2 separate regions of the Homo sapiens genome follow, and region 1 is linked to region 2. A link is a loop called in an ENCODE intact Hi-C map of the cell type or tissue named here. Cell type or tissue: sigmoid colon. All regions are shown on one strand. Links, peaks and the distances in the headings refer to the core of each region. The heading gives the core; the rest is flanking DNA.

Region 1 (16,585 bases), core at 7,833-12,832, 73 kb after region 2:
TCACAGCATTTACTATTGCTGCTGGGAGAGCTGCAACTGGTTATCTAGCTTACAAAAGATTTTATGACAAAGATCATCAGAATAAAGCTATGATGAACCTTCACATCCAGAAAGACAACCCCAAGATAGTACATGCTTTTGACATGGAGGATTTGGAAGATAAAGCTGTGTACTGCCATTGCTGGAGGTATAAAAAGTTCCCATTCTGTGATGGGTCTCACACAAAACACAACGAACAGACTGGAGACAACGTGGGACCTCTGATCATCGAGAAAAAAGAAACTTAACTGGACACTGTTGATGTTGCATATCAACTTGTGAAGTTAACTGATTGCTTAATTAGAATGACTACCACCTCTGTCTAATTCACCTCCCCTGGGTTCTAAATGCGGTATATTGCAAACTGCAGCTTTCGTATTGATGGCATTTGTCTTACTTTTTGAAACATCGTGGTGCACATTTGTTTAAACAAAAAAAAAAAAAAAGGAAAAACCAACCTCATGGCCTGTGGGTTATTTTGGTCTTGTAAGGATCAGTTTCTTTAAAATATTGACATATACAGGTGTATCTTACACAGAATATAGTTGTATCTTGAAGTCAACATATTAAATTATTCTCAATTTTTAAAAAAAATATATTGAAAATAAAAGGAAAGAAAAAATAACTATGGAAACACATATCATAAAAAAAGGTGGAGGAGCTACATGCAGATCAGATAAAATAGACTTCAAGAAAAGGAGTGTTAGCAGAGATAAGAAGGGACATTTTGTAATGATAAAGGATTCAATTCCACATAACAAGCCCAAATGTGTCTGCAAGTGATAGCAAGCTTTAAAACAAATGAATCAAAACTTAACAGAAGTAAAAGAAGTAGTCAAATCTATACACAGAGTTGGAGATTTTATCATTCCCCTCAGCTACTGATAAAACTGTTAAACAAAAAATCAGTACAGGTATAAAAGATCTGAATGATGCTATCAAACACCTTGGTCAAACCGGCACTTACAGAACACTACATCCACAACTATAGACTACATTATTCTTTTTAAATGCTATGGAGTATTCACCATATGCTGGACCATGACAGGTCTAAATACATTTCAAAATATTAAAATATTATGGAGTATGTTCTTTAACCACAACAAATTACATTGGAATCAATATTAATGTGAAAGCTAGAAGTGCCCCCAACCATTTGGAAATTAAACAAATACTAAATAAGTTTCAAAGAATTCAAAAGGGAAACTAGAAAATATTTTGAATTGAATAAAAATGAAAACACAACGTATCAAAATTTGTGAGATGCAGTTAGAGTGTTCAGATGAAATTTCTTAGCTTACATGAGAAAGGAAGAAAGGTATAGAATCAGTGTTTTAAGGTTTCACTTTAAGCTAGAAAAAAAGAGCAAATTAAACCCAAAGTAGATAGAAGGATAGAAATAATAAAAGAACAGAAATCAATTGAATAGGAAATAGAAATAGTACACTGAAAATTAGATCTTTGAGAAGATGAATAGAATTGATAAACTTCTCACAGGAAGGATCAAGAAAAAAAGAAAATACAAATTACTAATATCAGATTTGAAAGAGCCGATAGTGCTACAAACCCTACAGATATCAAAAGGATAATAATGGAATATTATGCACAATGGTTCATTAATAAGTTTGCCAGCTTACATGAAATGGGCAAATTCCTTGAAAAGCACAACTTGCCAAAACTGACACAGGTGAAACAGAAAATTTGAATAGCCTTATACATAGCAAAGAAATTGAATTTGGTATCAGAAACATTCCCAGAAAGAAAACCTTCAAGCTCAAGATTCCACCGCTGAATTTGATCAAATGTTTAAGCAAGAAATAACATCAATCACAAGTAAACTCTTTCAGAAAATAGAGAAAGGAACATTTGCCAGCTCTTTTAATGAGTCTAGCATACTCTGATATATCAAAGCCTGAAAAAAAATTACGAGAAAATTCTCCATTAACACAAATGCAAAAATCCTTAACAAAATACTAGCAAATAGAGTTCATCCATATATGAAAAGAATCATTCACTGTGAACCAGTGGGCTTATTATAGGAATGCAAGATTGATTTAGTATTTGAAAATCAAAGAAATTCACCATACTAACAGAATAAAAGAGAAAAACCACGTGATTATCTCAAAATGTAGAGAAAAAGCATTTGTCAGCATTCAAAATTCACTTAAGGTTTTAAGATAATACACACACAGTGTATGGGGAATCAAAGAAAAACTTGTTCAGTCTGATAAAGGGCAGCTACAAAAAAAATCTACCAGTGCCATACTTAACGGTGAAACACTGAACACTTCTCCCTTACTACTGGTCACAAGACAAGGATGTCCCATTTTCAACACTTCTATTTAACATCATACTGGAGGTCCTCACCAGTTCAATACAGAAAAGAAATAAAAGGCATAAAGACTGGAAAGGGAAAAGTAAAAGTTTTTCCTTTTCACAGGTGACCTGATCGTTTAATTATCAAAACTTAATATTGATAATAAAACTACTAGAATATGTGAGATTAGCAATGTCAGAGGATATGTCAATACATATAATCCATTGTATTTCTAGGTAGCAACATTGAACAATTGGAAAATGAAATTAAAGAAACAGCTTCTTTTATAATTATGTCAAAAAGAAACATACTTAGGAACAAATTTGACATCAGTATTGCAAAAACTTCTCAACGAACATTTAAAAATGTTCTGCTTATGTAAATTGCACTGCTTAGGTTAACTGAAAGCCTTAAAAAGTATCCAAAAAAGACATTATGTGCTTGGCATGTACTTTCAAAATCTATTGAATAAATTCTAATGAATACCTAATACATTCCATGCACTGGAGATACAACAGTTAAAGTCCTGACCTCATGAAGTTTAGGTCCTACTTAGAGAAGCAGCCAATAAAAAGACAAATTATTCTACAATATATCAAGTGCTAATAATTGCTATGAAAAAAATAAAACTTGGTAAGGGAGAAGAGAGTAATGCAGGAAGACTGTTTTATATAATAGTGAAAGCCTTATTTATTGATTTAAGACAAGGTCTCACTCTGTTGCCCAAGCTGGAGTGCAGTGGCACGATCACAGGTCACTTCAGCTGCAAACTCCTGTGCTCAAGGAGTCCTCCCACCCCAGCCTCCCAAGTAGCTAGGACTACAGGCATGTGCCACCATGGCCAGCTAATTTTTTTAATTTTTTTTTTAGAGGCAGAGTCTCACTGTAATGCCCTGGCTGGTCTGGTCTGAACTCCTGGGCTTAAGCGATCCTCCTGCCTTGGCCTCCCAAAGTGCTGGGATTACAGGTGTGAGCCACTGCACCTGGCCAAAAGCCTAATTGATAAGGGAAAAAAAAAAAAAAAAACATTGAGCAGAAGCCTGAGGAAAATGAGAGAATGAGCTATGTATGTTAATCAGAGATGAGAATTACAGACAGAGGGAATAGCAGGTACCAGGGTCCTGAGGCATGAGTGTGCCAGTTTGAGAAACAGTGTAAAGACTAGTGTTGCCAGAGTGCAGGGAGGTGAGCAAGAGGAAGAGTAAATGACAGCAGAGGGGGAATGTCTCAGGGACCCCAGTCATGCAAGGATTGGGGATTTACCTGTGTGCATTATGCAAAACCACAGGAGCATGCCATGACCTAGATATTTTAAAAAGATCTCTCTGTTACTATGAAGAGGATAAAGTTTAGGGCACCAAGGATAGGAATGGGGTGGGAGACAGAGGCTTCATAACACCTAAAGAGAGAGGTCAGTGATGGCACTAGAGGGGCCCAGAAGCTCTGGGGAAAAGTATTCTTTGTGTTCTAAAAACACACCAAAGACACAGCCCATAAGACTTGGAGTATGGGGTCTGAGAAAAAAAAAAAAAAAGTTGAAGAGTTTACCTGAGCAGCCAGAAGAAAAAAGTACATTTAAAACTGTAGGCGGGGCACAGTGGCTCACGCCTGTAATCCCAGCACTTTGGGAGGCCGAGGCGGGTGGATCACAAGGTCAGGAGATCGAGAACATCCTGGCTAACACGGTGAAACCCCATCCCTACTAAAAATACAAAAAAATCAGCCAGGTGCAGTGGCGAGTGCCTGTAGTCCCAGCTACTCGGGAGACTGAGGCAGGAGAATGGCATGAACCGGGGAGGTGGAGCTTACAGTGAGCCGAGATCGCACCACTGCATTCTAACCTGGGTGACAGAGCGAAACTCTGTCTCAAAAAAAAAAAAAAAAAAAATGTAGGAAGTGCATGTTTGAAATAGAAAATCCAAAGGTACATTTTGGACTTGTCCCTTGTGAGATTCAAGTGGAGATCATAGACAGCTGAATATGCAAGTATGGGTTCAGGGGACCAGGTTTTGGGAAGGTAAATTTGAGGAGCCATCAGCCTACCGATAGGGTGATCATATAACTTAGCTTTCAAACTGGGACTTTTGCTGAGACTGAAAGGTGGGGCCAATTATGCCCAGCATTGGGCAAAAACCAGAACTCTCCCAAGCAAACCAGGACACAGGATCATCCTACCTACAGAGGGTGTTAGAACGATGAGACTAGGTGAGATGCTTGAGGAAATTAGGTTGGATTGAGAAGACAAACATTACAATGCCTAAAAATCCAAAGATGAGAGGGGACAGCCAAGATCCTATAAGACCAATCAGTATGAGAGCTGAGAGACTGCTGTCCTGGAAGCCAAGTAAAGAACAGGATTTTCAGTAAGAGACAGTGATCAGCTGCATCAAATGCTGCTGGCATGTGATGGCAGTGAGAGGATGGATGAGAACTGGATGACAATGAAAGCTAAACTCTGACCCACAGAAAAGAAAGTGTCTATACACTCTAAAAGCTTATTCTTTTTTAATATTCAGGGTTGAAGAAGTAGAAAAGTATTAGAGAATGCACATAGTTTTCACTTTAAAGAGAAATAATTCAAATCCTTCTTTAAAAATATACTGTCCAAAATGGAATGCTTTGTCAGGGTACAGTGGCTCACTCCTGTAATCTCAGCAGTTTGGAAGGCTGAGGCAGGCGGACCACTTGAGGTCAGGAGTTTGAGGCCAGCCTGACCAATATGCTGAAACCCTGTCCCCACTAAAAATACAAAAAAATCAGCCTGGCGTGGTAGTGCACACATTTAATCCCAGATACTGGGGAGGCTGAGGCAGGAGAATGGTTGAACCTGAGGGATGGACATTGCAGTGAGCCGAGAAGGCGCCACTGCACTGCAGCCTGGATGTCAGAACAAGACCCCATCTCAAAAAAAAAAAAAGCGTTTTATGGTCAGTTAAAAGAAAGATTTTTAAGGAAGGGATCCAGTTTCAGCTTTCTACATATGGCTAGCCAGTTTTCCCAGCACCATTTATTAAATAGGGAATCCTTTCCCCATTGCTTGTTTTTCTCAGGTTTGTCAAAGATCAGATAGTTGTAGATATGCGGCGTTATTTCTGAGGGCTCTGTTCTGTTCCATTGATCTATATCTCTGTTTTGGTACCAGTACCATGCTGTTTTGGTTACTGTAGCCTTGTAGTATAGTTTGAAGTCAGGTAGTGTGATGCCTCCAGCTTTGTTCTTTTGGCTTAGGATTGACTTGGCGATGCGGGCTCTTTTTTGGTTCCATATGAACTTTAAAGTAGTTTTTTCCAATTCTGTGAAGAAAGGCATTGGTAGCTTGATGGGGATGGCATTGAATCTGTAAATTACCTTGGGCAGTATGGCCATTTTCACGATATTGATTCTTCCTACCCATGAGCATGGAATGTTCTTCCATTTGTTTGTATCCTCTTTTATTTCCTTGAGCAGTGGTTTGTAGTTCTCCTTGAAGAGGTCCTTCTCATCCCTTGTAAGTTGGATTCCTAGGTATTTTATTCTGTTTGAAGCAATTGTGAATGGGAGTTCACTCATGATTTGGCTCTCTGTTTGTCTGTTGTTGGTGTATAAGAATGCTTGTGATTTTTGTACCTTGATTTTGTATCCTGAGACTTTGCTGAAGTTGCTTATCAGCTTAAGGATATTTTGGGCTGAGACAATGGGGTTTTCTAGATATACAATCATGTCGTCTGCAAACAGGGACAATTTGACTTCCTCTTTTCCTAATTGAACACCCTTTATTTCCTTCTCCTGCCTAATTGCCCTGGCCAGAACTTCCAACACTATGTTGAATAGGAGTGGTGAGAGAGGGCATCCCTGTCTTGTGCCAGTTTTCAAAGGGAATGCTTCCAGTTTTTGCCCATTCAGTATGATATTGGCTGTGGGTTTGTCATAGATAGCCATCAGAGTGAACAGGCAACCTACAAAATGGGAGAAAATTTTCGCAACCTACTCATCTGACAAAGGGCTGATATCTAGAATCTACAATGAACTCAAACAAATTTACAAGAAAAAAACAAACAACCCCATCAAAAAGTGGGCGAAGGACATGAACAGACACTTCTCAAAAGAAGACATTTATGCAGCCAAAAAACACATGAAAAAATGCTCACCATCACTGGCCATCAGAGAAATGCAAATCAAAACCACAATGAGATACCATCTCACACCAGTTAGAATGGCAATCATTAAAAAGTCAGGAAACAACAGGTGCTGGAGAGGATGTGGAGAAATAGGAACACTTTTACACTGTTGGGGGGACTGTAAACTAGTTCAACCATTGTGGAAGTCAGTGTGGCGATTCCTCAGGGATCTAGAACTGGAAATACCATTTGACCCAGCCATCCCATTATTGGGTATATACCCAAAGGACTATAAATCATGCTGCTATAAAGACACATGCACACGTATGTTTATTGCGGCATTATTCACAATAGCAAAGACTTGGAACCAACCCAAATGTCCAACAATGATAGACTGGTTTAAGAAAATGTGGCACATATACACCATGGAATACTATGCAGCCATAAAAAATGATGAGTTCATGTCCGTTGTAGGGACATGGATGAAATTGGAAATCATCATTCTCAGTAAACTATCACAAGAACAAAAAACCAAACACCGCATATTCTCACTCATAGGTGGGAATTGAACAATGGGATCACATGGACACAGGAAGGGGAATATCACACTCTGGGGACTGTCGTGGGGTAGGGGGAGGGGGGAGGGATAGCATTGGGAGATATACCTAATGCTAGATGACGAGTTAGTGGGTGCAGCGCACCAGCATGGCACATGTACACATATGTAACTAACCTGCACAATGTGCACATGTACCCTAAAACTTAAAGTATAATAATAAAAAAATAAATTAATTAAAAAAAGAAAGATTTTTAAAATGGCAAAAAGTAATAATAGAAACATTTAATACAGCACTTAAGATGTGCCAGCCACTGTTCTTAGTGCTTTACATATATTAACTCATTCAATCCCTACAAGACGTGGACTATTTTGCTCTCCTCCCATTTTAGAGGAGAATAAGCCCAGGTAAAGGAAGGTGAAATAACCTATCCAAGTCCCCATGAATAGTAAGTGACAAAGCCAGCATGAGGACCTTGGTAGCTTGGCTCCAGAGACTGTGCTCTTAGCCCCATCTGTGCTTAGTGCCCCTAAGGCAGGGATATATTCACAGTAGGAGAGAGATTTTTCAAAAATTGACCCTAAGGTGTTGAAAACAGTCATATTTCCAAAGTCACCAAGCTAGGACACAGGATACACACTTGGTGCTTGCTCCCACAATAGATGTACTAGGCCAAGGACCAGAGCTTTCTAATCCCACTTGTATGAGTCCATTCTCACATTGCTATAAAGAACTACCTGAGACTGGGTAATTTATAAAGAAGAGGTTTAGTTTGCTCACAGTTCCACAGGCTGTGCAGGAAGCATGGCTGGGAAGGTGTCAGGATACTTACAATCACGGTGGAAGGCAAAGGGGAAGCAAGCATGTCTTACGTGGCCCAAGAAGGAGGAAGAGAGAGAAGGGGGAGGTGCTACACACTTTTAAACAACGAGGTCATAATAGTGAACTCATTCACTATTATGAGAACAGCAAGGGGATGTCTGCCCCCATGATCCAGTCACCTCCCACCAGTCCCCTCCTCCAACACTGGGGACTTTGGGCAGGGACACAAATTCAAACCATATCACCACTCACCTGGGTCAGAACTTCATCTGCTACAGGTGCACTGGAGTTCAACACCTTCCAGCTTCCCCTTTCTTTCTGGAGTTCTGAGAAGACACTAATCTTCCTAAAAATTCGACTAACTGGCTGCTCACCTGGACCCTGACATCCTAGCATGGTTGTTATAAGCCAATGGATATACCCACAGTGAGGCAAGGTCCACCTAGAATGTGGTTACATAATCTAAGTAGGTCTGGGGTTTTCCCCACTCAAAAACAATAATGACTATCTCTTTATCTCCCAATGGATTTGAAGATACTTTATCATTTTTTGATGAATGCATAGTTTTCCTCTGTCGTATGAGCTATAATTTAACTAGCCCCCTTGTTTAAACATTTAGGGTTTTTTTCCAGTTTTTCATTAATCAGAAATTCATAAATATTCTAGTACATTCTCATATAAATTTCCCCACTGGAAGAGTTTCCTTTTTAGGGTAACTTTTTCAAAGCAGGTTGCTGGGTCAAAGGATATGGGCATTTATATTTTGGTACTTGTCATACTGCCTTACAAATAGGTTGAACTAATTTACACTGCCATTAAATAAGCACTTCTCAAGACCTTAGCTAATACTGATTTTTTTTTTTTTTTTACCCAATCTGTTTACCTTCGCCATTAGGCAAAATATGATATTTCATGTTTAATTAGCATTTTTCATCATTAGTGATGTTGAACATCTTTTTTACATGTTCCTGACCACTTCACTTCCTCTTTTGTAAATTACCTATTTAATTTTCCATTAGTCTATGTGGGTTGTTCTTTCTCCTTTTGCTTTGTAATCGCCTTGTGTATATTGGGCTGATTAACTCTGCCATAAATCATGCAAATATCTTTCCCAGTTTCTCATTTGGCTTTAAATATTAATAGTATTTTTACAGGGCAGATGCTTTTCAGCTTTATTAAATACAACTTACATATTAGGAACCTGCAGGAGATTTTCTTCTGATTAAAAGATTAAATATTGAAGTTAAATCAGACCCATATACTCCTAAATAGCCCACGCATAATGCAACCTTCCCTCCAGGAGCAGTAATCTAAGCTCTGGGGAGAGTAAAGATGGTGGTTATACATGTTCTGGTGGCATGGTACCTCTGGTCTCTATACTTTTCTCCTTCTCAGCCTCTTCCCTTTGGCTCCCAAAACTCTCACTAAAGCATGATGGGAGCCGTCTGTATGATCATCTCCCTTCCAAGGTTCCTGCCTTTTTAAGCTGATGTACATTCAAAGCTTTAGCTTTAGCACTGGAATTTAGCCCTCTGCCTTTTTGCATTTGTATGAATAATCCTTAAGAACCACCAAGCACCAGCATAAGTCTGGCCTGTGTTGGATGACAAGCCCATTGAAGGGTCTCTCTGGTTAACAATGGAGTTGCTGTGTGCCATCCCAAAAAGACAGAAAACACAGGAAGACGGAGACAGACAGACCAGCAAGGGATAAGCCCAGGGTGGGCCTCTGCCAGCTTGCAGTCTTGCCCGAGCCTAGTTTTGACTATGGTAAATGGAGGCTGTCATCTGTGAACAGGCCCAGTCCTCTGCCAAAAAAGCCCAATCATTGCCAAACCTCAAAGGCCTCCAAGTACACAGTGGCCAGAGCCCACTCGAAAAGATGACTTCACCAGCATAGGGTAGAGCCAAGAACCAAAATACTTTGTCTTCTGCTGTTTATTTTAAAATCATGATTATGTGTTCCCTCTTCTTTCAGGGACATCAAACATGTAGTAACATTGTACAGGGACTTCTGGAGGCCTGGCCATCGGCACGAGCATAGAGGAGATGTCAGGCAGGTGCTGGGAACAGTGTATCCTCGGCAGATGTTCAAAGGGCTGACCACACTTGGCTAGCCTTGCTATCCAAAAAGTGTGTCTAGTCTCAAGGCCATGGCCACCTGGGAACGGTCATGCAGCACATGGTTCCCCACCCCCAAGAACACTGCTTCACCTGCTGCCTCCTCAAGAGGAAGCTGGCAAAGGTCAAGAGGGGGAAGCAGACCTTCTCTGACCTCTCATGCTCTTCCAGACCTACACTTCTTCACCCTGTTCGTGCAAATCCTGGCTCTTTAGAGGCTCATACTGTCAAGAAATACTACCCACGACCATTCCATATCACTGCTGTCTGCCAACCTCCTGGACATTCTCTTCATTCATTAAAAACTCCAGGATCTGGCTAACAATTATCTCTACCAACCAAAGTCCCTGGGTGACCTCAACAGTTCCAAGAATGACCTAGACAGCACCGGGCTTCTTCTACTTCTTTTAGCCTCTCATCAGCAGCGATCTCCACCTCCTCCTCACTGTAACTGTCATTCCTGTTGTTACACCCTAGGCTTTGTCTTTATCTGTACTTTTCTACATCCAAAATCTTAAATTCAGTCACCCTAGTTTCCAACCACAGCCTCTCATCCCTCCAGCTCACTCACCTGAATGCATTCTCACTATATAAATATGCTCCTCCTTTGTGAATTCTTCCACCTCACAGGCACCACCAGCCCTGATTTCTTTCTTTCTCCCTCTCTCCCTTCCTTCCTTCTAAGTCTTTACTTTTTGCCCCACCCACCCGAGATTCCAGGGTTTTCTTCTGATTAAAAGATTAAATATTGAAGTTAAATCAGACCCATATACTCTTAAATAGCCCACACATAATGCAACTTAATCCTTCTCATCAATATTCTCAGATCAAACCCTTGTCCCCTTGATGTCCCTCTGCAACCATCTCACAAAACTGCAACCCAGGATCATTTGGACTCTCCAGTTCCATATGCCTAAATCAGGTGGCTAAATCCTACTGAAGAAATTAACTCACCCCTAGGTTTGGAGTCACTACAAATGCCTGGTCACCAGCTTATTCCACACTGCTTTCATTTTCCCGAGGAGCTAGTGCAAATGTTCTCCACTCTCAAATCCTTGACTCTGTCCCCACGCTCTTTCAGCTCTCAGTCCCAGGAGACAAACTCATCCCCACTTTACAGAAATGATGGCAGCCACTGGATGAGACACTTGTCAGCAGCTTACCAGCAAGCCTACCAGTTGTCCCCTCTGCCCCCTTCCTTTCTCACTTCTGCTAAAAGTGGAGAAAGTTTCTTTTTTATTTTTTTGCCTGAGGCTAATCCTTCCTTGTGTTCTTTCTCCTATCACTTTCACCTTCAGTGTCTCATCTCTTGATCATGGGCTGTCTCTAGCTCCTCTGTCTTGGTATTGGCTCTTTGCCATCAATGCTTAAACGTGCTCCAGTCTGCCCCGACTTTAAGCAAACAAAAACAAAGCAGCCTTCCTCTTCCCCAGATTCCACCCCAAACCTCCTCAAACTCATTTCTTCAGTTCATAGCCAGACATTGTTAACATTTTTTATTCTAGAATAAAACACAGATACAGAAAACCAGTAGAAATGTATAGCTGAATGAACAACCTTGTCAACGTGTTCAAAAAATTGCATTTTTCCAGTTAGAAGCCCCTGGTGCTCCATTCCAATCATAACTTCGCCTTCCCCAAGAAGGAACCACTCTTCCGATGTTCAGAGTGGTCACTTTCTTGTGTGTTTTTGTAGCTACACCACCAAAAGTGCATCCATAGGCACTACAGTTTACTCTTGCCCATTGCTTATTTGATATATCCTGTAAGTATTTATTATCTACATGTTTCTTCATGATCCCTTTTTTTTAACAGTGTATTGGTAAAAGAACCATCATGTGAACTGTAGGGTTTCTCATGGTCTCTGGATTTGGCTGATTGAACACTCATGTTGCACTCGTGTTCTTCTGTGTTCCTGTAAATTGGTGACCTGTAGGGTTTCTCATGGTCTCTGGATTTGGTTGATTGAACATTCATGTTGCACTCGTGTTCTTCTGTGTTCCTGTAAATTGGTAGCTGAGTCTAGTGGCTTGATCAGACTCAGATTTGATCCATTTAGCAAGACTATAGGTGATGGTGTTTCTTTCATCAGGAAGCATTTAATGTCTGGTTGACTTTGTGCCATGTTTGTACCCAAGAATGTTCAATGCCTCCTAATCCTGTTATGTTCTTTTCTAGCTTGAATATTTCTAGAAAAGATGCCTCCTCTCTCATAATTTGGTTACATGGTGGTACACAGTTGGTATAGAAAAGGCAGAATAAATGCTTGGTTCTTTCCTTATCTTTATCCAGTTGTCAAGATAATCAATTTGTTTCTTATCCTTCCAATGTGGCCAAGTAGTTTTGGGTTTTTTTTTTTTTTAAGTATTATTGTAAACTCATGGATTCCTATGTTTTGCCAGTAGAAGCCTCTTCAAATTGGCTCCTGGCCCCTTTAACACAGACCCCTTGGTCTTCGACAGCTTCCTTACTATCTGGTATGACAAGACATTCCAGATTTATCTCATGTTTACTGTTCCAGACCCAGAATTAGCCATTTCTCCTAGAAGCCTTGATTTGTTTTAATGGAAAACAAGTTTTCAAGACCACAATCTTCATGATAGGGATTGCTCATGGCTACTTAGTCAGACTTCCTAAAATGGTTATCTTCACTTCCCAATTCCCATCTACTCCTTAGGCCATCCAACTTAACTTCTGCCACCACCACTTCCTTGAAAATATTCTTATCAATTGCTAAATGATATTGGCACTTCTGAGACTCCATCCACAACTGACATAATCAACCACTCCTTTCTTCTCAAAACACTTAGGAACATTTATTTCTATGACACCATCATCTTCTCATTTTCCTCCTTTTCAAATTTTTTTCTTTTTCATTTTATCTTTTTCTTTTCCTATTTGTTTTCATTTTCCACCTTTTCAAGTGCTCCTTCTCATTCTCCATTGTGACCTGTTTATCCTCTGCCAAGCTCTTAAGTGCTGTGGCCTTGAGATGATTAAGGGTGTCTTAAGACTTTCTTCTTCTTATCAGAACCCCCCTCTCTGATCTATACCACCTACTCCATGGCTGAAATTAACTTATATGTTGATAATTCTCAAGTCAATATCTCCTGTTAAGATCTCTCCTCAAATAGAAGACCAGCTATCCAGCTCTTCACTCAGATGTCCCACCTGAGATTTCCAGATACCCATCACATCCCCAAGTCTCTAGCGTGCTCCTGATGCAATGATTCGGATCTCAGTAATTGGTGCCTCTGTCTACCCGGTTGCCCGAATCTGATTCTGGGTAGTCATCTTTAACTCATTCTTTCCCTTCACCCCCGCAATCCAATCAAAAACTGAAAGCAACTCCCTCCGTGGTCCCTCCTAGCTGTCTAGCATCCGCCCCCTTCTCTCCACCCACACCACCCTTACCCCAGCTCATGCTGCCTTCATCCTGCTCATCTCAGCCACATCCTCCCATGTGGCCTCCCTGCCTCTGGTGTGGCCCCTCCAGTCGATTCTCTACACCACAGCCAGAGCAATCTTCCTGAAACACCAACTAGATCATGTCATTCTACTGTTTAAAACAATGCTCTTAGCATAAAGCCCAAAATTTTTTGTAAGATGATTTTTACAAAGCCCAGCATGATCTGGTTCTTGCTTGCTTCTACATCCTCTCCTCTGATAATCGTCACTTTTCACTACCCATAACTCACTCCAAGATCCAGCTTAATGAACTTTGATCACTTTAAATGGAACCATTGTTTCCTCCAGGAAGCCTCCCCTGCGCCCCCAAGTTTGAATCTGATGCTTCTTTCAACACTAATTTGTGGCTTCAAAATTCCCAGTCCATTTATCTGCATTCCTCACTCCCCCTACTAGAGCAGAGTTTCTCCTTCTTGACAAAACTCATGCCACAGCTGCCTTATCAATTGCCAACTCAGGGACCCCTTCCTCTGGGTCCACCATGTATACCTCTGAATGCCAAGGTTCTATACTTAGAAGATCCTTCACATTCAGCAGACTTTCCTTAGCCAGAGACAGGCTGCCTATACTGGAAAGATGTTCTAAAAACATCAAGTCTGACCCTCCCATTTTACAGAGGAGGAAACTGAGGCCCCAAGAAGGGGCCTTTCAAAACCCCCTCAGAGAAGTCGTGGTTGAGACAATACAAGAATCCAGGTCCATTCAAGGGATTTTGCCTTCTACCAGCAAGCCCATAAGAGCTGCTCCAGGAGGCCTTATGGAAAGGAATGGGCCATTACAGCTTCCTTAGTTCAAAATAATCTAAAGCCATATTGTTGCAGAAATCTTACAAAACTACAGCTGCTGACCCTAACTGGGGTCTACTTTGCTCAGTGTTGGGACTAAATCAAAAGGCATAGCCCAGTCCAGAAGACAGACTGGCCTAGCCAGTTCTAAAGGGACATGAAGCCTCCCCCCTACCCCCCATGGTGACCAAGGGACTCCTCTAATCAATCAGGTGGCACAGACAGAAACACAGATGTAGTCACAGGAGCCAGGTGGATCTTGTTGTGGCCAAAGATGCTGGATCAGCCTAACAGAAGGTAGAACAAACAACTGAAGTGGCAGAGAGATCACAAGTTTAGGTCCCTGACATGGCACAGTCCAGACCAGATTCCCCTGCTAACTGCTTGACCTCCCCTAGGTCAAGCCAGAACAGGGGCTAGATGACAAAGAACAGATTGTGGCTTGTCTGTGAAATCTGTAGACCATCACAGACCACACTTAGAGAAGCAAGCATTCTCCTTGTCCCACAGAGCTGGAGAAAGCCTGGGTTCTTGGGTCAGATTCCCCAAAATAGGCCCTGAAATGAGAGTTTGCATTCAAGTGATTTCTTAAGGAAGTCTAACTGGGAGAAACTGGTAAGAACAGAGAAGGAAAGAAAGAAAGTGAGTTTGATCGTAGGCAGAGACCCACAGAGGACACTCTGAGTCCGATCCTGCTGTAAGACTCCTCAGGATTGACAAACCTTCAGCAAAGGCTTTCATAACCCCTCCCCTCACAGTCACTGGTCCAGGGGAGAGGTAACTGCCCACTCATTTCTGGCTTCTATGCAAAGTAAAGCAGCACCAGTAGCCCAAGGGTATGAGGGAAGTCCTTCAAAGAAGAGCTGCAGGCTCCAAGTGCTGGGGATTGGAAGCAAGAGCATACCCAAGACAGCGGTGCACAAAATGGACAGGGCCAAGGGGAGTGGTGGTGCACTGTCATTGCATCAAATAACAGCATAACATCATAGGGTGACCCAACTAAAGCCAAGCTGGAATTCACAGTCTTTCTGGCCACATGAGTAGAAGTCTGGTCATTGCTCTTGGAATCTGTTTAAATGAGCTGGTATACACGGAAGCTTTTTAGGAGTGAAGGGATGCAGAGACTCCTGGGGAGACAGATAGTGTAAGGAGGGGAATGGGAACCATACCAGGGAATGGTATGGTGACTGTCTCTCCCTCCAGCCCAAGACAGGGGTTCTGGATCTCTGTCACTTGTAGCCAGAGTTCTAAGTAACACACTTTATCAGTTTGCTAGGAGGGGTATAATGAGCGAATGGATGAAAAAAGTCTTCATAAATAACAAATGTTGTATTACTTCCAAGTCACATTTGATGGTCTGGAAAAAACACTGAAGGGTACACATAATGGTCACTCAGTGAATATCTATTAAATGAATGAATCAAACTGGCTGAAGGAGGAGGAGGAAGAAGAAAAAAAGGGAGAAGAAGAGGAAAAAGGAGGGAAGGAAAGAAGAATAAGAGTGGGTAAGAGGAAAAAGAAGGAAGGGAAGGGAAGGGAAGGAAAGGGAAGGGAAAGGAAAGGAAGGGAAGGAGGGAGGGGAGGGGAGGGGAAAGGGAGGAGAAGGAGAAACCCACACACAGAACTCACTGTATCTGAAAATTCTAGGGATAGGTCTAAATTCAGGCATGGCTGATTCAGGCCCTCAGAAGCTGTGGACAGGACCGTATCTCTCACCAAACTTTGGCGCTGCTTGTCTCTGTGTCGCCTTCATTCTCAGGCTCTGTCTGAAGTAGCAATGCTTCCACCAGTGGCTCTCAGTGAACATCCTACCAGCTTAGCACCCTCATGGCCCTTTCCTCATAGCTCCAATAGAAGTTCCATGATTGATTCTGATTCACTGACTTGAGCCATCTGCCCATTCTTGAACCAATTACTGTGACCAGGGAGATGGAATAAGCAGATCGGCCAGCCCTGGGTCACACGTTCACTCTGGAGCAGCTTACAGGTGGGTGGGGGTCGGTTGCTGGTCCCACCTGAACTGCATGAAATGAGCATGGGGGAAGGGGATTTCGCCCAAAGGAGAGCTGGGGTGCTGCTTGTTGAAGTAGAAAAACGAGGTGCTGGACATGCAAAAATCACAGTCTCCTACGTTCCTGTGTGATACCAAGACTGCTTCTGCAGCAGAAAAGGCAGAAAGAAGGGTGGGCCCTTAACTTCCATAAGCGATGCACTCTTAGATGTCTATGAACTATAGAGTCAAGGAAATTCAAATGTTTGTACCAGATCCAGGCTTTCTCTTGAATCACAGGTAACTGTTTTTCCAACTTCCATTAGTTTTCTCTCATTTGGGGAGCCATTTTGAACCATTAGAGAAGCTGTTAAAATGGTTTCAGGAGATG
Region 2 (16,585 bases), core at 5,564-10,563:
CACACACAGGCTTGGTGGGGCAGACAGATGCGAGAAGGCTTACGGGAGAATTTCTGCTGGGAAGAAATAGCCTCGAGATTATCCTTTTTTATGATCAGGTATTATTTTCACCATCCAAGAAAGGCAATTTTAGTTCAGCCTAAAAGGGCGTATCCATAGGTGTGTTCATCTGGTAGTACACAATCACACACCCAATCTCACATACAGAGCTTACACGTCACATTAGGGGACCGTGGTAAAGCTAGAACTAGCACTCAAGTAAGGAACTGAGGCTGTATCTGCATGTGTCTGACCAAATCCCTGAGCACCTCTCAGAATTGCCTCTCAAATCAGAAGCCCTCCCAGGTCACATGCAGAGGAAGCCTTGATTGATGTGGGAGGCCTCACTGGTATTAAATTAAAAGCCAGTAAAATGCTTGTCTTCATCTCAGTTTGAAAAATGAATAGAAACTGGCCACTGGCTCCTGTTTCTCAGACAGTGTCATCTGGGGGCTTCTCATTTTGGAAACTTTTTTAATCACATATAATTCCTTAATCCTTCCAAACTGACCTGCTCCTTAAAACTGGCTCCAGTGATGCTGAAACAATTTAGCTAAGCCATCAATCCCATCAAACCAATTCACTGCCTGTAGGATGTGGATCTATACAGGATCTGGAGAACACAGCAGGCTCCATAGGCGCACAAAGTAGACCAAGGGTAACAGTGGGACAGCCACAATGTGAGACATAATCATCCCTGACACAAATTTCATAAGAATCAAAATCAATCAGAAATGGAAGGCTCTGCCCGTAGGAACTCTATAAAAGAAAGCTAATATCATTAGGGATATGGTTGTTTTAACACTGTTCTGAGCAGGTTGGAGCTCCAGAACTGTGAGATAATGAATTTTGGTTATTCCAAGGCCCCCAGTTTGAGGTACCATCTTAAGGAAGCCCCAAGAACCTAATACAGTGGTATGTCCAAGAATAAGAGACTTGTATTTCGTTCACTTGTTTGATATCTGCTTTAGTATCAGGTTTGTTGACCTGCCCCATTGTTACCTAAGCAAGGAGAAAGGAACCTGGGGAGAACTGCTGCGGTGGGAAAATGTGAGAAAAGAGGGACTAGAACTATCTTCCTGACTTTTCAGGTTCCAAGAGGTACAAAAGATGCTTGCCATTTGGCTGTAGAGAGCAGATGAGTTTGAGAACTGCTCAGTACAGGTGACAGAAAGACATACAATAAAGGGGGTGTAGCCTGATACCACCACATGGGAACAGGCAGAAGGGCTGGCCCAATCTCCAAGGAACCTCCAGTACCAGTGGGGTCTCAAGGGAAGGAGCCCTTGTCAGTAGGACACACTGGAGCTACCACACTTCCTCATGGAAACTGTAGTTATAGTTATAACTACAGAAGGGCAGTTATAGTCATCCTAGAAGAAGACCACAACCTCATCCAGGGAAGGAGGATGCTTGCCCTCTTTAGGGTCTCTTCACTCCACCCTACCATACCTGAGGGACTAAATGCCACCATGCACGCTCACACATGCACGTACACAAAGCACATTTTCTTTCAATGCCACCAGAGTAGAGAGCAAAGCTAGACATTGGTGGGTGGAGAGAAAAGGGCTGTGAATCAAATTGGAGAATAAATGGGTTAATTAGTTATTAGGAATAAGTCAAATCACCAAATAAGATAATTCTAGTAAACAAATGTAACTAAAAAATTATGGAATCTGGGCTAGATATTGTTAAGGGAGCTACTAGGTAGTATGAATAGGAGATTTGGGATGGTTTCACTGAAAGTGATGATTGGAAAAAAATTAAAAATCATTATGATGGTAAACCTCATCAAGCAGAGATTCTTTAATAAACCAGTTGCTTGTACATAAATGAATGAATAACACTTTCAGGTGGCCTTGTGAGGAAGTGATGGAGCAGGCAATGTAACCAGGGGTCAGAAGAGGGCTGAAAGTCACCATGGACTGGAACAGTCAGGAAAATAATGCTTAGGTGCAGCCAGACTGAGCCTCAGACACAAGGACTAGCCTTGAGGAAGTGGAGCAGGAATAGGGAAGATGATTGACATCTTTCTTAGTGGCATGCCCAGCAAAGGCACTGGTTGGTACTTGTGAAGTACCAGTGAATCTACATTACGGGCATGGAGATTGGTGTTGCAAGCTTGGGGTCAGAGGATCAGATATTTTGGATAGGGGAACTACAGGGAAGAAGCAGGAGAAGGAAGATGGGGCCTCCCATGGAGGACTGTCAGTGCCAGGCTAAGTGGAAGGGATCCCACTCATTTGTCCTCGGAAACCAATGGCCTGCCTGGGCATCCTGCATCTGAGGGCCTCCCCAGCCGGCACTCTGGGTACCCTCCTTGCATGGGTCTAGTGCTGGTATTTGGGAGTGTGCATAGGCCATTATGTGTTTGGTGAAGGGATAAGTGGATGACACTGCTGGCCAAGAGACCAGCACACAAGTCCCAGCTCAATTTCACAAAGACTCGGGAACTGCCAGAACCCTAGGGAGTAGCCCCCACTCCGGCTTGGGAAGGCAGAATGGGCCGTTGAAGCTTATGAGACAGTGTGTTTTGTATGGCCTCTGGCCATCAGAAAAAAAAACACAACAAAGGAAAGAGGAAAAGATATGGATTATTGGCATGAACAGCCTAATGACAAACACATTTGCATGTGTTGCTACATGGAGAGCCTGCCCTCTCTGTGGCCTAATAGGGTTTTTATTCCCTGTGCTCCAAAGGGCAAAGCCAGGTGCCAGCCCCAGAAACAACACCTCTTGTCTTCCCAGGACGCTTGGTTTAATGTGGGTGGCTCCAGGTGCCTGAGTTTGGGCCACTGCCTCACATGCCTGATTCACCATCTGTGACATGTGGTTTCTCTGTCTATTTGGAGGATTGGCTGAGCTGTCCCAGAGAGCCATGGGCCATACTTAACTCTGGGGTGAAAGGGGCAACAGACATGTCTTGAATTAGCCCCCGCAAGTCAGGGATCATGTTAAACACCTCATATATATTGTCTCATTTGATCTTCACAAATTCCTACAAAGTAATAGATCTTACCCCCATTTTAAGGGTGAAAAAACTGAGGCTTAGAAAACACACCATTTCCATCTTACCATACTGCCTCCCTGTGTGAAAAGAGAGCTACATAAATTATTAAAGAAAATTAAGATTCTTGGATTTCAGAGCTGAAAGAAACTTCAAATAACATCTTTTCCAATTTCTTTACTATACAGTTGGTGAACTTGAGGTCAAAAGAAAAATACTGGCTTGCCCAAAGTTGCACAGAACTAGGAAGAGAATGCTATTGTGTGCATTCCAGGCCCCAGCCCATCATAATTTGGAGGCATTTTAAACAAAGGCATGATTAACAATAAAGAAGGGGCTGCTCCTAACAGGGGGAGGTACATGCCTAACTGGGGAAAAAGCCCCCAGCTCCCTACTCCTGCATGCCCCAAACTCCTGGGTGTTTTCCACGAACATGATAAGGATGCTGCTACTTGCAGGTAATGAGTAAACAAGTAAACACTCTTATGTGGTGTCCACATATCTGTCATGTTGAGACCTGGGTTTCATCAACATGTCACCCATTGAAGGCCCGACCTTTGCTTTCTTCACTCTGCACAACCCAATGCCAAGCACGCAGAGAACACACTGGCCACGGTCAAGAGACGAAAAGAAAACACAGAGAACACACTGGCCACAGTCAAGAAACAAAAGCTAAAGCTGGAATGTAAATTAGGAATTATAAACAGAATGTCAGCTTGGATAAACTCTTTCAACTTACCAGCAGACCTGTCCACAATGACAATTAGGAGGAAAATAAAAGGAAATTAGGAGAAACAATGAGAAAAAAGGAACACAGGAGCAGAGAAAGGAAAGACAGTGAATAAAAAAAGACCTCGGAGGGTGTCACTCAGTGATAACCTGGTACCCAAAGTCTGGCCAATGGCTCTTTATGATGAAATCCCAAACATACCACATTCCCAGGTGAACCATTAAACCTGGAGAAAGGGCTTGGTGAGAAGCTGGACCAGCAGCAATGGTTCAAGGCCAATGATGTTAGACCCTCTGATCCCCCAGTTCTCCATCCAGCTCCTATCAGTCTACAGGCACTCAAAGCCCTAAAAACCATCCAACTTCAGGTTGACAAGCCTAGGCCCTAACCAATAAGAAGCAGGTTAGGGACGGGTGTGGTGGCTCATGCCTGTAATCCCAGCACTTTGGGAGGCTGAGGCGGGCAGATCATGAGGTCAGGAGATCAAGACCTGCCTGGCCAACACGGTGAAACCCCGCCTCTACTAAAAATACAAAAATTAGCTGGGTGTGGTGGTGTGTGCCTGTAGTCTCAGCTACTCAGGAGGCTGAGCAGGACAATCGCTTGAACCTGGGAAGTGGAGGTTGCAGTGAGCCAAGATGGTGCCATGGCACTCTAGCCTGGCCACAGAGTAAGACACTGTCTCAAAAAAAAGAAAAAAAAGAAAAAAAGAAGTAGATTAGGCTGTATAGGCTGTGTATGAAACCCCATATACCCCATCAAAAGGAGAGGTCATTCTAACCTAAGCCCAGTATCCTGTGGGTCTGGGTGGGCCCATGATTTCAAATATCCATCAGGATACAGATAAATTGTATACAGAGATCAGCATAATGCCTGGCACATAGTAGGTAGTTATGACTATTTACAGTCTATGCAAGGCATGGCAGAGACTGATTCATTAAATACATTTTCTTTTCCTGTTGGGCACACAGACCATACACCAGCTTCCTCTGCAGTGAGGCGTGGCCACGTCTTTGAGTGCTGGCCCATGGATTGTGGGCAGAAGTGCTGCGCTCCATTCCTAGGTCTGGTCCATTAAAACCTTCCATGTGTCATTCTCCTTTTCCCCCATCTGTCAGCCAGACACAGAAACCTGGCACAGCAATCCACAGCCCCAGGGTAAGGCAAAACCACAGACGGAAGGAGCCAATGTCCCTAAATGAACATATCTAATGCCACCTGGAAAGACATCAGGAACATCATATTGGACTACGCGTGAGTGGGAAATAAGCTTTCTGCTACATTAAGCCACTGAGATTTGGGGATTTGTTCATTATAACCATGCAAACACTAACATTACTTACCCTAACATAGATCTTAAGCTTGGTTTGCTGAGAAGACTCCACAAGGACTGAAGCCCTACTCTTTCTGAGTGACAATTTTGATGAGGCTCTGGCCTTCTCTCAGGCCCCTGGAAGTTTCTCTGTGAGACCTGATTACTGCCAGGAGTCCTTTTTCCACTGAGACAGACCTGTCTGACACTACATCTGTACCTCCTGCCAATCCACGAGCTATCTTCCCAAAGACAGGCTGGCACATCCTCAGCTCACCCCACTCCACACCTGCCAGGCTTAGCTGGCTTCTAGGAATGCCTCACAGCTGAGTTAGGGGTAAAAACAAGGTTTATGCCTTGACTCTTAAGGGGCAGCAGGAAGTAATAAAGAGACCACTGGGTACAGTGCCAGTCAAAATCAAAAGGAAAACACCAAAGCCATGTGTTTGTTATAATGTTATAATGTGGAAGCATAGGTCATAGTCCAAGAGCAGAGCTGTAGACACATTCATTACACATTTATTCATTCAAAAATGTATACAGCAACTGATGTGGGGTAGGTACAAATCACCAATGAGTGTTGTTCATTGAGTCAAAGACATATTTGCCATTGTAGCTCTGCACATTCGTACTTCCTTTCCTTCTCTTCCCAGTACACTTGTTCTTGGATCACATGACTACTACTTCTAATTAGCCTTGGTTATCCATATATGGTTAGTCTATGGATTAACTTGAACTGGAGAATGCAATGCAGCAAATGGAAAACCTTATTACATGTGAATTCTTCTTTAAAATCCTCATTTTCTTTTATACCACTCACTATACACACTCAATGATTCAATCTTCTACTCCTGTGAATTTTCCCTGATCCCTTAATGCTGGCATTTGAATGGCTGCTATGTGTCTTCTTAGAAAAAAAAATGTGTCACCTGCAACTTGTTTTTTTCTAAAGGAGGCTCTGTTTACTCACTGTACACAAATGACAGTATATTCCTCAGCTCCTCCTGGATTTCACCAGTCAGCATCTATGGGCACAAATGACAACTTCGACTAACATTATTTGACTCCTTCTCATCTCTCACCTTCCGATGGAACCATTGAGCTCAATGCAATGTTCTTTTCATTCAGAACACAGCTTAAGTCAATGTGGAGTAAAAGCTGCAAGCATAACTCTTGCATTCGAAAATCAACTTTGGCCAGGCGCCGTGGCTCACACATTTTGAGAGGCTGAGGCGGGCAGATCACCTGAGCTCAGGAGTTCAAGACCAGCCTGGCCAACATGGTGAAACCCCGTCTCTACTAAAATTACAAAAATTAGCTGGGCATGGTGGCAGGCACCTGTAATCCCAGCTACTGGGGAGGCTGAGGCAGGAGAAATGCTTGAACGCAGGAGGTGGAGGTTGCAGTGAGCTGAGATTGTCCCACTGCACTCCAGCCTGGGTGGTGGAACAAGACCCTATCACAAAAAAAAAAAAAAAAAAAAAAAAAAAAAAAAAAATCAACTTTAACTTGGTAATTCACCAACAATCCCTGTATGATGGCAGGAAGTCTCACTCTGCTTCAGGCTGTCAGCTGGGAGGGCCATGGTTAAGTTAGTTAACCTATCTGAGCCTCCTTTTTTGTTTCATGTTGTGTTGTGTTTTCATTTGAAAAATGGGGACGAATGTATTCTTTGCATATCTACTCATGTTGTTTTGATGTTCAAAGAAGATAAAATGGAAGTACTTTGTAAACCATAAAGCAGATAGATTGAGACAGGATGGGGCTATCATTCAGTTGCTCCCCAAGCCAAATATGCCCCTCAATACGTTCTCACAGATGTGCATACTTCCTATCTCTTCTGCAAAGTCCAGTACAGACTAATTTTCCCCTTTTCTAAATATCAACCTAGTGGTCCATTTGTCTACTCTTCTCTAGCTGTAAGGACTGCATAGTTTAGCACCTTATCTCTAAAGCATTTTATGCACCAAATTCCTGTTAGCTAACTGAGGTGTGTGTGGGTGTGTGTGTGGATGTGGATGTGTGTGGCTGGCTGGCCTTCCACACTAAACTGGCAAGGACTATCTCATACTCATCTGAGTCATTTCCCCAGTATGTGTGCATGTGTGGCCCTTAACAGGGGTCCACATAGAAAGGGCATCTAAATAAACCTTTGGAGCGGGGGAAACTAGGAAACTTCATAAAGGGTATGTTGCCTGAGTTAAATCTCAAAAGATGAAAAGACATTAGCCAAACAAGGTAATAGCACATGAAAAGGCCAGGAAGCTCAGAGCATCTCAAGAGCTGATGCTCAGTAAGGGTGGGCAGTGAGGGCCAAGCCTCAACAGGGTAGGCTGATGGTGGAGAAGAGTGGAGACCCACAGATGGGCAGGTGCAGGAGGACAAGGGCTACAGCTGCCACTGACGAAGAATCGAGGAAGAATCTGAAAAACACGTGATCTTCAGCATAGGCTACAGCCTTTTTACATTCTAAATCCTGTTATTCTGCTCCTCTTTGTCCCCATGGTGGTAACTCAGAAAGCACCTCAATACCACCCCAAGCTTCTCACATCCGGCATCCAGCCCAGACATACGAATTAGACCAGCAGAGGCCCAGGGCAGAGGTGGGTGCCCAGGCTGACCAGTGGGCACCCCCTTCTTGAGTGTACTCTGTATCCCTGACAGCCAGAAGACAGCCCCACATTACTTCAGCCCCTGCCTTCTTTGTGTTCCATATTCCTATTTTCTTGACACAAACCATACAAAGTTTCAACACTTGGAGACTGCAAAGTAAACCATTTGTACATACCAGGTCTGGTAACACTTTAAATAATAGGCCAGTTAGTTAATGCTGCACTACAATAAAAATTCCTGTCCAAGTACACATTATGTCCTCATTAATGCCAAGTGAGTTCAGAGTGATTAATGTTATGACAATAAATAACTGGGAAATCATTATGACCACCAGGCTGCAGCACACAGTGGGGCCCAGAGCAGCCTAGGCTTCTGCTACTCTCTGAACACACTAGGGTGCTGCCTGCCCCTCCATCAGGCACACTCAAGCCCCTCCACACCACAGCTCCAGTGAGCATGGGGCTGTGCCAGAGAGCTGAGGCTGGTGAGCCCTACTCATGAGGCCAATCTTGAGTCACCTGGGAAGAGAGGACAAGATTATCAGAACCTGCCCTCTCCTCCAGTGGAAAGAGAGCATGTGTTGGAAGCTGGAAACGAGGCCCTCAAGTCCATGGGCAGAACAGCTCTCATCAACCTCCTGGTAGAGACCCAGGCAGGGAAAGCTGGGCCAGCTCTAGCTGCATTGGGCACCATCAGGAGGGGCTCAGGGAAGTGGGTAGGTCTCTCATGAGGGACAGTGGAGGGTGTGGTCAGGGAAAAAGGGACTCACTGCCCAAGAAGTTCAGATACAGACAGAGGCCCCTGTCTTCAGGAAGTTTCTCTCAGGGCAGTAAATGAAAACCAGCTTTGTGGTTGGTCAAAGAAATAGGGCAGCTGTGCTCTTTCTCAGCATCTCTAAGCCATGTGGGGGCTGGTCCCTGGGATAGGAGACTGGTCCATGGGTAGTATCTTTGAAGCTGGAGATGCCAGGCTAGCAAATAAAATGCTGACAACAGGGAATGAGAACCAGATTAGAAAAAAAAATAACTTTACAAACCATGGAAACTGGCATCTCAGCCTTTAGGGTATAGAGAAGGCTTGATCACCCAAAGAGCAACTTCAGCTCCTCCCCAGCTCATCCCACAAAGCCCACTTTGCACCCATTGCCCAAATGGCTGTGGACTCTGTCTTGGCCTATGGGAGGCCTTAGGCTATTGGCATATGCCAGATCTTATATGAGTGCTTGTTTTTGGCCTTTGTCCTTCTCAGTTTCTCTGAAGCAGGTTTGATCTGGCCTGCTATGAGCCCCTCTAGCCTTTGGGGATTTTGTGAGCAGCACAGTACCTGAAATATAGTAGATATTCAGCACAGGATGGAATCGGGCTCTGGGTGGAAGGCCAGAACTCCCCAGCCTGTCTTTCATTGAATGGACCACTACCTCCAACATTGCTGGCCCTCTATTCACCCCTGCCCAGTATCTTCTCAAAGCACAGCCCCTCAGGAGTGGGCATCTAGGCTAAGACTGGAGCCCCAGATGGACATGGGGGTGAGGAAGGGTGGGCTTACTCCAAAGTAGGAAAGTCCAGCTCAGAGTTTCCACTCAGTCATCAAAAGTCAACCCTATTGATTAATGAAGATGCTGGGTTGACCAAGAAATGAGGACAGAAGTGGCTAGAAGTCAGTGTTGACTTTTCAAACAACCATAAATTCCATAAGAGTGACAAAAGAACCTGCTCTGTAATCTTGCTCATTATTTACACTAAAACCTAATTAAAGTCATTATGTTTTTTGTTCATTAAACAAACTTACTATTACAGACACCAAGCCAGCACAAGGGCTGCTGGGCTCACTCTGGAAGCCAAGAGCCTCAGGCTCAACCAGAGCCCAACATCCAACCATCTTTTGAGTCAAACTTTCTCTGGAAAGAAAGACTGCAGAGAAACAGAATAGGACAAGAAGCTGGGACAAGAAAAGTATCACAAAACTCCCCTGAAGTACATGTCTTCTCTGTTCTGCCTCTTTCTACAAAGCAAGAACAAAGAATTCCTTGCAAGTCCCATTTCATTTCAAGGGAACTGGATCCATACCGAAATGAACACAAAGTAAATGGAAACCTGCGTTGCGGTTGGTCAAAGGAATAGGCAGCTGTGCTGTCTCTCTCAGCAACTCACTCAAGGCCATGTGGGGGCTGATCCACGGGATATGACTAAGCATAAGAGTCCAGTTAACTGGTCAACATTTCTAGATGCATACCATGAGCAGTGTCCAGTGGAGGGCCTGGGGGTGGAGTGGGGGTATTAGATCTATCTCTAAAGTCACTGGCACTCTATTAAGGGTAACAGGAAGGTAATCTAGTTATAAGGCCAATTGTGACAAGAGACAAAAAAGGACATTACATATTAAGTGTCAATTCATCAAAAAATATGATGGCTCACGCCTGTAATCCCAGCAGGGAGACGGAGGTTGTGGTGACCTGAGATTGCACTACTGCACTCCAGCCTGGGCAACACAGCAAGACTTTGTCTCAAAAAAAAAAAAAAAAAGTAACACTTATAAACATGTATGCACCAAACATTAGAGCTCCCATATTTGAAAGGTGAAATAAACAGTTCTATAAAAATAGATAATTTTCAATACCTTATTTTCAGTAATGGATAGAATACCTAGACAGAAGGATCAATATAAAAATAGGAAACTTTAACAATATGTAAGAGCACCAAGATCTGTTTCTCAAAGCACAGTTGCTCAGGAGTGGGAATCCAGGCTGAGACTGGAGCCTCGAATGGACATAGTAGTGAGAAAGGGTGAGCTCTTACTCTAAGGTAGGAAAGACCAGCTTAGAGTTTCCATTTTGGCATTAGAAGTCAATCCTATTGATTAATGAAGATGCTGGGTAGATATAACATTAATACAGAACACTCCACCCAAAATTAGCAGAATGAATGCACATTCTTCTCAAATGCACATGGAACATTCTCAAGGATAGAACTCATGTTAGGCCACAAAATGAGCCTCAATAAATTTAAAAATATTGAAATCATACAAATGATGATTCTTCTTACCACAAAGGAATAAATCTAGAAATCAATAAGAGAATAAAATCTAGAAAGTCCACAAATATGTGGAAATTAAAGAATATACTCCTTTTAAAATGAATTGTATTATGCATATATAATACAACATGATGTTATAAGATGCATATATATATAGTAAAATGGATGCTATAGTGAAACATACTAATATGTCCATCATCTCCTACAGTCACCCATTTTCCTCTCTATGGCAAGAGCATCTGTAATCTACTCATTTAGCAAAAACCCTAAATACGATACAGTATTATCAACCATAGTCCTCATGTTGCACATTCAATTTTTCAGCTTCTTCATCCTACATCCTTTGACTTATATCTCCCCATTTCTTTCCCCCACCACTCCCTGCTTTACCCTGATAACCACTGTTTTAGTCTATGTATATATTTGACTTTTTTTAGAGTCCACATATAAGTGGGGATCATGCAATATTTTTCTTCCTGTGTATAGCTTATTTCACTGAGCATAATGTCCTCCAGGACCACCCATGTTGTGGCAAATGACAATATCCAAAATATGGAAACAATATATCTTTAAACAAGCAATGGATCAAAGAAGAAATCCCAATGGAAATTAGAGTATGCATAGAGATGAACGGGGGGAAAGCACAACATATCAAAACATGGGATACAATGGGGCAGTGCTCAGAAGAAAATTGATAACACCTATATTAGAAAAGAAAAAAATCTCAAATGAGTAAGCTAACTTTACACCTTAAGGAACTAGAAAAAGATGAGCAAATCAAATCTATAGCTAGCCAAAGGATTAGCAGAGCAGAAATAAATAGAAAAATAGAGAGAATCAATAAAAGCAAAAGTTGGTTCTTTGAAAAGATCAACAAAATTGACAAACCTTTAGATAGACTAATAAAAAAAGAGAGAAGATGCAAATAAAATCAGAAATGAAAGTAAGAACATGGCCATCAACCCTAACAAAATAGAAAAGATTATAAGAATACTATGAGCAATTGTATGCCAACAAATTAAATAACCTGGATGAAGTGGACAAATTCCTAGAAATACACAAATTACCAAAACTCACTCAAGAAAAAGCAGAAAATCTGAACAGACCTATAACAAGAGATTGAGAGGGCTTTCAAGATGGTTGATTACAGGCATCTCTTACTCACTTCCTTCACTAGGAAGAACTGAAATAGTGAGTAGACAATTACAGTTGGAATAGATCACCCAAGAGAGGGCACTGGAATACAACAGGGAAGTGACAGGAAACATGTAAAGCAAGGAAGGAGAGGAAAGTGAGGCAACCTGCTTGGCCAGGATCAGCTGGGAGCTGGGAGACTTCTGATTGTGGGAAAACGGTAAATGAGAGACACTCACCTCAACCCGCACCCAGGTGTCCATAGCCAGGGGAGAGCTCTTTGACCCTAGCAGAACCTGAGACCAACACAGAGAGCTCCCAGGAAACTACAAGGAGGTATTTCTCCAGAAAGAGAGCTTACATTGGATCACACAAACCCCTAAATCTTAAGCAGCAGCAGCATGGTACCATTTTGAGTGCCCAGCCCACACCAGACTGTATCCTTCACTGCAATGTGTGCTGAGGTGAGAGCCATGGACCACAATCCTACCTGCTGCCCTGCAAAGGGTGGCCACCCACCTTGGCCTCCCAAAGTGCTGGGATTACAGGCATGAGCCACCAAGCCTGGCCACTATCACTTTCTCAATCTACTTTTGACGAATAAAGTTGGCAAGACATCAAGAAGAGAAACACAAATCTCAAAAAGAGAGAGAGAGAGAGATTGAATCAGTAATCAAAAACCTTCCAACAAAGAAAATCCCTGGGCCGGATAACTTCACTGGTGAATTTTACCAAATATTTATAGTGAAATTAACACCAATTCTTCTCGAAGTCTTCCAAAAAATAGAAGAGGAAGGAATGCTACCTAACTAATTCTATGAGGCCAGCATTTCCCTGGTACCAAAGCCAGATATAGACATCACATGAAAAGAAAATCACATAACAATATCTCTTATGAATACAGATGAAAAATATTCAACAACACACTAGTAAATTGAACACAGCAGCACATTAAAAAGGAGTAAATACCATGACTAAGTGGGATTTATCCCAGGAATGCAAGGAATGGCTCAACATAAGAAAATTAGAAAATGTAAGGCACCACATTATTAGAAGGAAGAATAAGACCACAGTCGCCTCCATTGATGCACAAAAGGCATTTGACAAAATCCAACACCCTTTTCTTATTAAAAAAAATGCAGAAAGCTAAGAATAGAGGGGAACTTCTCCAACATAATAAATATCATTTATTAAAAACTCACTGTTAACATTATGTTTAGTGGTGAAAGACTGAAAAATTTCAGTCTTAGGAATGAGACAAGAATGCCCACTTTCACCACTGCTAGTCAACATCATACTGGAATTTCTACCTAGAGAAAATAGGCAAGAAAAAAATGAATAAAAGGCATCCAAATTGGAATAAAAGAAATAAAACTCTCTTTTTCCATAGATTATATGATCTCATGCAAAGAAAAATCCCAAAGATTTCACAAAAAGCTATTAGAGCTAGTATATAAATTCAGTAAAGTTGCAGGAGACAAAATCAACCCACAAAAATTGACTGTGTTTCTGTACACCAGCAATGAACAATCTGAAATGGAAATTAAGGAAATAATTCATTTATAATAGTATCCAAAAGAATAGAATACCTAGGAACAAACTTGACAAAGGAGGTAAAAGACTTGTACACAGAAAACTACAAAGCATTGCTGTAAGAAATTAAAGGAGACCTAAGTAAATGGAAAGATATCCTGTGCTCATGGTTCAGAAGATGTAATACTGTCAAAGTGTCAATACTACTCAAAGAAGTCTACATATTCAATACAATCCCCATCAAAATTCCAATGGCCTTTTGTGCATAATGGAAAATTCAATCCTTAAATTCATATGAAATTTCAAGGGGCTCCAAATAGTCAAAACTGTCTTGAAAAAGAAGACAGTAGGAGGACTGACACTTGCCTATTTCAAAACTTACTATAAAACTATAGTAATCAAGACAGGGTGGCACTGGCATAAGGATAGACACATAGACTTACAGAATAGAATTGGGAATCCAGAAATAACCCTATAATTCTATCACTAACTTTTATTTTTAACAACAGTTTTAAGACCATTCAATGGAGAAAGAATACTCACTCCAACAAATGGCTCTGAAACAACTGAATATCCACATGCAAATGAATCACGTTAGACCCTACCTTATACCACGTACAAAAATTAACTCAAAGTGGATCAATGACTTATATATAAGACCTAAACCTACAAAATTCTTTGAAGAAAACATAGGGGTAAATCTTCGTGACTGTGGATTTGGCAATGGATTCTTAGTTATGCTTAGATATCTAAGAATAAGCAACAAAAGAAAAAACAAATACATTAGACCTCGTCAAAATAAAAAAAAAAGTTGTGGATCAAAAAAAGAACATTATCAAGAAAGTAAAAGAAAAACCTACAGAATAAGAGGATATATTTACAAATCATGTATCTGATAAGGCTCAAAAAGACAAACAACTCAAATAAAAATGGGCAATGGACTTGAATAGGCATTCCTCTAAAGAAGATATACAAATGGCCAAACACACATGAAAAGATGTTCAACATCTTAGTCATTAGATAAATGCAAACCAAAATCATGATGAGGTACTACTTCCCAACCACTGGGTGGCAATAATCAAAAGATGAAAAATAACATATTTGCAAGGATGTAGATAAATTGGAACCCTCATATGTTGCTGATGAGAATGTAAAATAGTTTAACTGCTGTAAAAAACAGTTTGACAGTTCCTCAAAAAGTTAAATAGAATTGGCATATGACTGCAATTCCATTCCTAGGTGTATACCCAAAAGAATTAAAAACAGGGGCTCAAATAAGTACATGTACACACATGTTCATAGCAGCATATTCACACATCCAAAAGGTGGAAACAGCCTAAATGTCCATCAATGGAGGAATGAATAAAGAAATTATGGCATATACCTACAATGGAATATACCAATTATTCAGCCATAAAAAGAAATGAAGTACTGATACATGCTATAATGCTGACAAATCTAGAAAACATTATGGTAAGTGAAAGAAACCAGACATGAAAAGTCACATATTGTGTGACTCTATTAATGTGAAATATCCAGAATAGATAAATCCATAAGGACACAACACAGATTGGTGGATTGGTGGTTTCCAGGAGCTGGGGGTATTGAGTATAATAGTTGGATTCTGCAGAGAAACAGTGTGTGTGTATGTGTGTGTGTGTGTGTGTGTGTGTGTGTGTGTGTGTGTGTGTATCTCCAATTATTTTATACATATATATAGATATATATGTATACATATGGGGGAAGCAAGAGTTATTTTAAGAAATTGGCTCACATGATTGTTGGTGCTCCCCAGTCTGAATCTGCAGGGCAGGATAGGCTGGTGATTCAGTGAGAAGTTGTTACTGCAATCTGAAGACAGTCCAGAGGCAGAATTTCCTCTTCCATGTTGTATTAGTCCATTTTCACACAGCTGTAAAGAACTTTCCTGAGACTGGGTAATTTATAAAGAAAAAAGGTTTTACGGACTCACAGTTCCACATAGCTGAGGAGAGGCCTCAGGAAACACAATCATGGTGGAAGGCAAAGGAAAAGCAAGTACCTTCTTCACAAGGTGGCCAGAAAGAGAGAGAGTGAGAAGGAGGAACTGTCAAACACTTATAAAACCATCAGTTCTTGTGAGAACTCACTCACTATCAAAAGAACAACATGGGGGAAACCACTCTCATGATCCTGTCACCTCTTACCAAGTCTCTCCCTTGACACTCAGGGATTATGGAGATTACAGTTTGAGATGAGATTTGGATGGGGACAAGGAACCAAACCATATCACTCAGGGTACATCAGTCTTTTTCCTGTTAAGGTCTTCTACTTGGATTGATTGGATGATGCGCACCCACATTATAAAGGGCCATTTGCTTGACTCAAAATCTACTGATTTAAATGTTCATCAGATCTTAAACTAATACCTTCACAACAACATCTAAACTGGTGTTTGACCAAAGACTAGGTACCATAGCTTAGCCAAGTTGACACATAAAATTAACCATCACAGAGGGAATGGGAAAAACTGTTTAATGGGCATATTCATCTCCTAGGGTTACCATAACAAAATCCTGCAAACTGGGCAGCTTACACAGCAGGAACTGATTGGCTTATAATTCTGGGAGCTAGAAGTCTGAGATGGAGTTCTCGGCAAGATTGGTTCCTTCTGAGGGATGTGAGGGATAAACTGTTCCATGCCTCTCCCCAGCTTCTGGTGGTTTGCTGACAATCTTTGGTGTCCCTGCCTTCAGTTGTATCACCTCGATCTCTGCCTTGTCACATGCTGTTCTCCCTATGTACGTGGCTCTGCATCCAGCTTTCCTCTTCGAATAAAGACACCAGTCACATTAGATTAAGGCCCATCCTAATGACCTCTTTTTCACTCAGTACATCTGAAAGGACCCTATTTCCAAATAAGGTCACATTCTGATTTACAGGGGGTTGAGACTTCAACATCTGAATTCTGGGGGGACGCAATTCAACCCACAACAATGAATAAGGGGGTTTGCTTTGGAGCAATATAAATGTTTTGGGACCAGAAAGAGGTAGACAAAGTTATAAATGTCCTCAACGCCATAAAATTGCTCACTTGAAAATGAGGAATTTTATATTGAGTGAATTTTATCTCAATCAATTATTTCAAAAAAGGAAGTGGAGCTTGCAGTGGAGCTTGAATGATGTGTGACATCGCAGAGACCCAG

What was found. Peaks named below come from ENCODE experiments on the same cell type or tissue, not always from the same donor. Only the 100,000 strongest peaks of a DNase experiment are listed, where the experiment ranks them.
Region 1: it touches region 2 in a loop (2.2-fold over the local background); 1 of 110 quality-filtered maps calls a loop at or near these places.

Annotation. Positions count from the first base shown.
Region 1 is chr2:19,826,289-19,842,873 of GRCh38, forward strand. It overlaps the pseudogene CISD1P1. Among named protein-coding and RNA genes, the nearest start is that of LINC00954, 34 kb to the right of the region's middle. In sigmoid colon, for the core only: no CTCF peak of the experiment used is centred there; a DNase peak (open chromatin) is centred at 9,913.
Region 2 is chr2:19,755,242-19,771,826 of GRCh38, forward strand. No RefSeq gene overlaps it. Among named protein-coding and RNA genes, the nearest start is that of LINC00954, 110 kb to the right of the region's middle. In sigmoid colon, for the core only: no CTCF peak of the experiment used is centred there; a DNase peak (open chromatin) is centred at 8,171.